2 separate regions of the Homo sapiens genome follow, and region 1 is linked to region 2. The links are chromatin contacts, found by POLR2A ChIA-PET in ENCODE. All regions are on one chromosome and are shown on one strand. Each heading gives the region's core, a stretch centred on a gene start or an enhancer-like site at or near the end of the contact. The rest is flanking DNA. Distances are from core to core; before and after follow the strand shown. Region 1 holds the start of RERG-IT1 (RERG intronic transcript 1). Region 2 has its middle 3.0 kb from the start of H2AJ.

What was found. ChIA-PET counts read pairs that join two places held with the same protein, here RNA polymerase II (POLR2A).
Region 1: POLR2A ChIA-PET joins it to region 2 with 19 read pairs in activated CD8-positive, alpha-beta memory T cell. The contact joins the promoter of RERG-IT1 here to the enhancer-like site in region 2. POLR2A ChIA-PET finds 5 or more read pairs at or near these places in 3 of 52 experiments (AG04449, activated CD8-positive, alpha-beta memory T cell and activated T-cell).

The regions. Positions count from the first base shown.
Region 1 is chr12:15,113,360-15,117,561 of GRCh38, forward strand. RERG-IT1 (RERG intronic transcript 1) reads right to left here and starts at 1,262. Exons shown (of 2, transcript NR_046560.1): 1 at 1,146-1,262. All of the region lies in intron 3 of RERG (RAS like estrogen regulated growth inhibitor), which reads right to left.
Region 2 is chr12:14,775,320-14,779,463 of GRCh38, forward strand. It overlaps a transcript of H2AJ not described here. Among named protein-coding and RNA genes, the nearest start is that of H2AJ, 3.0 kb to the left of the region's middle. RefSeq lists enhancers at 1-340, 47-196. Within about 2 kb of position 2,097, at least 8 of the 41 ENCODE cell types and tissues checked have a DNase peak (open chromatin) inside an H3K27ac peak, as active enhancers do.

The DNA.
Region 1 (4,202 bases), core at 12-2,511, 340 kb after region 2:
TATAAAAAGAGGGCAGAGCTATAAAGATCTGACAATACTGCCATTAAATTAAGAGAGACAATGCAATTAAAACTTGGCATTAAAAGAAGAAATTGTACATTCTGCTGAAATAAAAATAAAATAATACGAAGTTTATAAGCAATAATTTCAAACTCATAAGTTCTGCAGAAAAATACAGTATCACTAGCATTCTTCTGTATCAGCAAAAGCCATGTAGGAAAGGTAAGAGAAAACAGGAAACTACTTCCAATAGTAGTAAAATAAATAATATTTAGGAAGTAATAAAAATGAACAAAACCATTCAAAACCCTCCAAAAACAAAAACAAAAATTTTCTAGAATAGAAAATTTTAGAAGTTTGTAACAGAAAATGAAGACTTGAATACATAAGAAAATCCTAGGAAAATGGAGAAACAACATCTTTAAAAACATGTCAGTTTTCCACAAAATCAATCTAGAATTTAATGCAATTCAAATGAAATGTCCAGCTGGACTTTTTGAGACGCTCAAGAAACTTATTTAAAATTATATAATACTATATAACATTACTCCAAACAGTGTGGTACTAATATCAGAATGCACAAATTTACCAAGGCCTTAACAATAGACTCATATTTATATAGGAACTTAGTATATGACTGAGGTGGCACCACAAGTCACTTAGGGAAATAATGAATGGTTCAATCAGTAGCATTTGGATTAGAACCAATAAGAAAAGAATTGGCCACTAAATGCACAAAATAAAGTTGGGCTTCTAGGGCATATATTAAAAGTAAATCTGGATGAATTAGAGATCTAAACTCATCTAGATTTGAAGAGTGAAACCTGAAGTTAAAAAAATTAAAAGTAAGAAAATATAAAAGCTCATGCACAGACCAAAAAAAATGAGATAAAAAATAAAAGGGTTGACTACATTAAAATTAAGAATTTTGTGCAATATTAAATAGGCTAAAGACTGGAGAACATATTTGAAACATGATAAGCAAAAAGTTGATTAATATCTAAAGTATGAAAGAAATTTTAGAAATTAAAAAGATAAGTGAACAGGAAAGAAATACGGCCAAAGTATACAAAGAAGAAATTCACATAGGAGGATGCCCAATTAGCAAAAACATATATCAAATGATGTTCTACCTGCTTACTTACCAGAGAGAAGCTTATAAGATGATTTTATGACCATAAGATTGGCAAAAATTATAAAGTTATAAAGCTAGGTAATATAATGCCTGACTAGGTTACAGGCAGCTTCTCTACACCGACAATGAGAGTGTAGACTGTGGTACATCATTTTGAAGAGCAATTCACTAGTGTTCGGTGTGGGCGTACCTTATGATTCAGCAATCTCCCTCTCAGGTACATGCACTAGAAAAAACCTGGTCCAGGTTCTTACAGCACTGGGTCTCAAAGTGTAGTGCCTGAACCAGTAACATCTGGCTCACCTAGGAACTTGTTAGAAATGCAAATTCTCAGGCTCCACCCCAGACCTATGGGCAATCTGTGTTCTCACAAGTCCCCCAGGTGATTACGGTGCATGCTAAAGTTTGAGAACCACCAATTTAAAGGTATGTTTTCCCCAGTGATGTTAGCAGTAGCTCATATTAGAGGCAACTTAGGTGTTTATCATTGGGGAGATTAGTTAAATGTGGCATAGTAAAGAATACCGTGTAGAAGACTAGAAGTAAATATGGAAAAATGCATGGATCTTAAAAATACCAGATTTGGTTATAATGATTAGAAGTGTATATATATAAATATATAAAAGTTATTTAAATTTAAAATATATATACACAGAACACTATTTTTCCTAAGTAAATATATAATAATAGCTAGCGCATACTGCTTCTATTTGAACAACTGTTCTAAACACTTATGTTAACTCATTAATCCTCACAAATATCCAATGAAGTATATATTGCTATTAGCTCCATTTTACAAGAGGAAACTGAGCTGTAACAAGATTAAATAACTTGCCCAAGGTCACACAGATAATAAATGGTAGAGGCGAGATTTGAGTCAGGGAAGACCAGCTTTGGAGTTCAGGCTTGTAAATACCATGCTTAGTTTCAAACACATTAGACTCTGCACTTAAAGGAAAGAGGAAGGCAGTGGGTGTCAAAATAAGGGATGAAAGGGAAAAGAAAGAGGAATAATATAAGGCCTCCCACACACTAATAATAGCATAACACCATGAAACAGAGCGGTATGATTAATATGATTATTAACTCAATTCTTTGTACCCAAACTACCCAAATCATTAACCAACCAACCAACCAACCAACCAACACAATAAACTCAGAAGTTTCTGTTGTCATGGGGGTAGCCTGTAAGCCGGTGGTTTTGTAATTATTTTTTCTATCTACCTCATGTTTCTGACTTTCATTTCATCAACTATTTTGCAGTCCTTTTTTGACCGCTGTTTTCTGTTACTTTACTGTAAATATAATCTCCTGTCCAAAATACAAACTGTAGAATGCAGCTTCGCCAGCCATATCCTTGCCTTCTACTTCCATCAGTACTGTGTAGTGATCATTGCCATAAGCACGGCACATTGCTCAAGTATTTTCCAAAAAGTAAAATTTAAAAATTAGATTATGTTCAATATTTTAATAAGTGTATTTTATGTTATTGTCATTCTCCTAGAATATGTAATCTATACATGGTGTATGCACAGTGATTCGCAATTTCAGAATATTCCATCCCCCTACTCTTTTATGTTAAATTGGAGATTATAGTTTTGTATGATTTAATGCTCTAAAATACTATTTACAGCAGCCACTTGTCTCCAAGTGTTCTCCCAACGATTTTCTTTTTTCATCTTCAGTGCTGCAGCGTGAGGAAGAGCAGCCCATTCTGCATCACGCATGCTGGGGAGCCATGCCCTTTGGCTTCTCCCTCTGCTGTTCTTTAGTGTCCTTTGTACCGACTTCCCTTTTGAAAAGACTGGCATCAGCCCCAGAGACTGGAAAACAGAGTTCTGGGCTCTATTCCATCTCTTTGCACTAAAAGTTGTCTGAGAGACAGGGACATTTTTCTGTGTTGCTTCCATGATAAATAGGGTATGTATTTCAATTACAGAATGCCACAGTAGGAGGGAAATGGAATATAATAAAAATTATATGAAGTTGTGTGATTCTTTGGCTATTTGTTAACTGAAACAAAAAGGATAAAATGCAGGAAATGAGAGAATGTCTGCCCCAGACATAGCAGCGTGTGGTAGCGTGATTTTGTCTAAGGTGAATACTGGGTTCATACCATTTTAAGCATTTTTTTTTCTTTAAGCTTCTCTCTCTCATTAGAAGCCCATTTTCTCTACGTGTAAAACAATGGAAGTATTGCCCGAAAAGGTAAAGTGTTGTGCATCTACGTGCTAACTTTTCCAGAGTTAACTCTAAAAAAATGTACTAAGTAGTTTTTGAAATTAGACTCCACTATGCATCTTAATACATAAAAGAAAATGTGTATGTGTTTGTTTGGTGGATTTGCTTTTGATTTCGTTCATACTAAACAAAAATAATAAATTGAGCCTTTTTTGGTGAAGGGTGGGGGGATGATTATTTAGGAGATAGTTCCAAGTGAACCAAAATATAGTATACTGTAAGAAAAATATGAGTTTCAAAATGGAATGAGGCATTAAAAGTTACACTTCAATTTCACTGTGAGAGATGTATAATTTAAAATCTGCACTCACTAGTAGTTTAATAACTAGAAGCATATTTTATGTAGTCAAAGAGGAGTTGGTGCTCAAAGGGATATTGCATGTGGTTAATCTTTTTACTGATTTAGCTTTTTTTTTTTTTGCGAATTTCAACACTTTAGTATGGACACTTAGCCAGCACAGTAACAGCAGCAGTTAGTTATGTTGATTTATGCCACAATGGAAATTGTACTGAGTTGAGTTCTACTCCTAGTCTAACCACAACTGGACATGTAATTTTGATTAAATTTACTTCTTGGTACCTGTTTCCTTATTTGTCAAATGACAATCTCTAAGCTCCTTGCAGTGCCAATATTAAATAATTAAATAATTCTATGAGTTGGCTAAGCACTTCTGCTTTAGAATCTGGTTAAGATAATTTGTTCTGGGTGTATCTATTTTCGTATGAACGATTCCAAGCAGCAGGAGTTGTAAGGCAGGCAAGAAGAACCAATCACAGAACCAAAGAACTAGTGGGTCTAACGTCTCCTCATTCCCATCCTCATCTG
Region 2 (4,144 bases), core at 847-3,346:
ACTCAGGACCAAGTTCTGGGAAGATACCGTCGGATCGAGCTGAGCTCGGGGCAGGAAGTGTCTGCGGCCATATTTTTCAAAAAGTGGAGTAACTTTCCGTCTTGGAAGGGTGGCTCTGATGGCACGATGTCAACTTGAGATTCTTCCTAGCCTAGTAGCTGCTGTGCTTTCATGCTTTGGATATCAGATATCTTTATATAGCACTTTTATGTTCATATTTTTTTTTTAATGAAGGAAACGTTCAATAAGTGAGTCATGAGGTTGGAAATTCGTTCCCCTGACAGTCATATTGCATAACATTGCAGCGCCTTTAGTCGTGGGTTACATATGCTTGAGCTTTTAAAGTGATGTTGTCAAGTTTCTAGCTTCATAATGATCCTGTCTTCATCATATCATATTCACTTTGAGAATCGGTTTGACTTTGCTTTCAAACAAAACAAAAACCTCTTGCTTTTAGGGGTTCTTACCCAACAAATAACCTGTTTGAACTCTCTTATATTCTCCCACTAGCCTGAAGCAATGACCTCATTCCAGTAATGTCTTTGGGAGTTGCATTGCCTAATGGCACAATATTGCTTTAATAAACATGTAAGGAAAGATAGGACCAAATATGTAAGTGCAGGGGGAAACACATTTCAGACCAGGAATCCACATTGAAAAGTTAACACTAGTAATCATCTTCTGCCCTTAATTGACACTCCTATTTATTTCATCCTCAGCAAATTTCATCCTGGCTCACAGACCCCACAAAAAAGATCCCAGTACAGATTTCACATCTTTGGATTCATCTTTCCTGTGAGTCGGAATTGAAGTCTTCCCCAAAAATATATGTATATATTGTATGTCTTCATCCTTGGTAGCGGCTGGCCCATTTTCCCACATGGACTTTATTTTGTCCCCAGTATTTATTGAACAGCTGTCTATGCCAGGCTCTGTACAAAGTGATAGGAGTAGAGCTGTGAATGAGGCCAACCAGATTTCCACTCTCTCGGAGCTCACTTTATTTTTATTGGTTCCTGAAGACGGGACAAGGAACAAATACATACGTTAATATGAGAGATCAGCTTCTGTTAGTACTTGTACCTCTCTGCTGTGTGTGGATGAATGATGGAATTACTTCTCCCATGTTGCCATTTTTGAGGTGTACAAAGGTCAGGCCGTACACACCTCTGTTAGGAGGCAAATTATTGGGCAGGTTCGAGATGTTCTGCTATTTACTCTGTGGTTTTGTCATATGTAAAAGTCATAACACCTGTTTTAAGGATTGAGATTGTTCATTTACTGTGTGCCACATATTAGACAATAAATGGAAAAAAGTACCATGTTCAATGGGGGTATGGGTTTATCCTTATAGGTTAAATTATAGGTAAACATTAATAGGACTTTTTAAAAAATGCCTCATTGTTAGAACTACTACTCACAGTTACCACTTGGGGTCAGTGGAACAAAATGCATATATGGTTTTGACATTTGAGTCTAAATTTCTTAAAGGGATGAGGCATCTGAGGGATTGTTACCAAAATGATGAAGAAATAAGGACAAGGGACATCAAGACATTCATAAGAAAAAGCACCTTTGCCTTCCCCTGGGAAGATTCACAGGAATCTGTCCAGCTCTTGTTACATGATGAGCAACATAGACAAGATACGAGGCATTGTAACTGCCCTGTCGCCACCCGCCTCTCCCACCACTACCCAAAGGATTCTTAGCATCCCCTCACATACTCTGCCTGCCTCAACGTTCAGTCAGCCCCTCACCATTTTTGTTTTTGAGAGTTTTTTTTTTAACCCGAATAGTTTACGGGCTGTTTAAAATGCATACTCCTACAAAATCAGCTCAGCCCATGATCCATGATGAACAAACAGTAGTTCTTGCTGATGTGTGATTATGAATTTAAAAGGCCAGTATTTCTTTAAGCATAAGACCATATGGAAAAAGGCCTAAGACAAAATCTGATGGGAACTGAATTCCAGTTTTTAATAGAGTTATAATCCATAGTTTTATTTACACACAAACACACACACACACACTCTTTCCTGCAGAGATAAGCAAGCCGTTCAGTGTGGCTGTGGCTTGGCCAGGATTTGTTTGATCTTTGTTTTTCCTGCAGGGCCAGTCTTGTCTTTGTGTCCCCGAGGACTGGTCTGTTTAGTTGTGCCTGCCTGGAATCAAAAGGCTTAGTCAGGCCCCATAATTGGTGATGACTGGCATACTATATGCAAACTTCACAATGCCCCTTCCAGTGGTTGAAAGGTCGCATACCATGCTGTGTAAGAACTTTAGCTCTCTGCAATGAGACTTAAATTCAGATTCACTCTACTCCTTATTAGTTATCTGATTTTTGGAAACTTAATCTCTTTAAACCTCAGTTTCATCTCTAAAATGGGCATAATAGTTTACCTCATAGAGTTTGGGGAGAATTGAGTGAATTAATGTGTGTGAGGACACTAAGATTCCCATATAGAAATAGGCTCAATGAATAGTAGCTGTTTTTATTTCTATGTAAAGTGAGTAGCGGTAGTTGATGGGAGCTGTTGAAACAGGTAAACAGCATTCTAGCAATCCTTCGACTTTTGTGATAGCAAACCATAAAAACAATTTTAGTGGCTGTTTTACTAATTAAAGGACATCCACAATTCAATGTATAACAGAAAAAGTAATGATTAAAGCTTGTGAATCTGAATTTGCATTTTCGTTGTTTTTTGTGTGTGTGTTTTGTTTTTTGGTTTTGCCCCTGAAGACAACCTAGTTTAGAATTTATGGCTTGTTAAGTCCACCCACACACATTAAAAATGGACCCTGTTTGTTCAATAATTTATTGAACAATATTATGTGTTACACCTGTGATTGGTAACCAGCTGCCAAGAAACTCTCATAGGACACACACTCAAAAGGAAGATAATAACAGGGTACATGTAGAGAAAAGGAGATGCTCAGGGTGTTAACAGGAACAGGGAATATGGGTACCTGTGTCACTCAGCTGCGTGGGCACACTGGCTGGTGGGAGGTGTAAGCTGGGCTGAGAGGCAGCATGCACGAAGACATGGGGGTCAAAAGGTAACTCCTGCAACTGGATTTGGGTCTGAATCTAGGGGAAAAAATCTGGATTGGAGATAATTATTTGGGAGTCATAACTAAAAATAGCCAGAGTAGATCAAATCATCCAGAAAGAACATATACATGTATAGAGTATAGACCGATATCAAAAATTGCCACAACAGAATTTGAGGATCTGTGAGATTTAATCAATTGGCAGAGGAAGAAGCATCACTAAAGAGAGGAGAGGATGCAGCCGGAAGGGCACCAGGAGAGAAAGTGTCAGTAGAGATTTTTCCACAATTTGGATCGCTGTGCTTCTTCATACCCCCTGCTTGCTTATACTTTGCCATATAACTAGAAACTGGTCTTTAAAAGTTATTACTTTTTTCCACACATATGAAATGGTGACAAGCTGGCTCATGTTACTAATGGAATTGGAATCGAAATGCATTTTTACCCTTTACATTTTTAAACTGCACATATGGAAATTCAAGGTATACATGGTGACAGCAAAAACATTTTTCTAAAAAAAAAACCTAGAAAAATATTGGCAAAGAACCCTTAAAGATATCCTTTATCATCATTCTTTTTAGTTGAATATAATTTTTTACATATAAATTTTAAAGAAGTTTTAAAAACAGCGGTAACTTATTCATAAAGCCAATGTAGGCATTTTAGAATGATTACAACATGAGAAATTGGACTCTGACAAGCCAATTTTCTAAAAAATCAATAAATGTTTAGCTTTCCAAGAGAGAAATGGAGAGTAAGAGGAACAAAGAAGAAGCAGAGGAAGAAATAATGAAACTGGTTTCAGGTAGATATGAAATTATCACTGTAAAGCTTTATTTTGTTTTCTCCGTAAGTGGAGGAAGGAAAGCTTACGTGTTGAAAATTGGATTTCAACATATACATACTTGAAAGAGAATGATGGCTTTTTTGGGCAGTAACTTGGAACCATGATTTTTTTTTTTTTTTTTTTTTTTTTTTTTTTGAGACAGGATCTCTCCCTGTTGCCCAGGCTGGAGTGCAGTGTTGTGATCACAGCTCACTGCAGCCTCCACCTCTAGGCTCAAGCCATCCTCCTACCTCAGCCTCCTGAGTA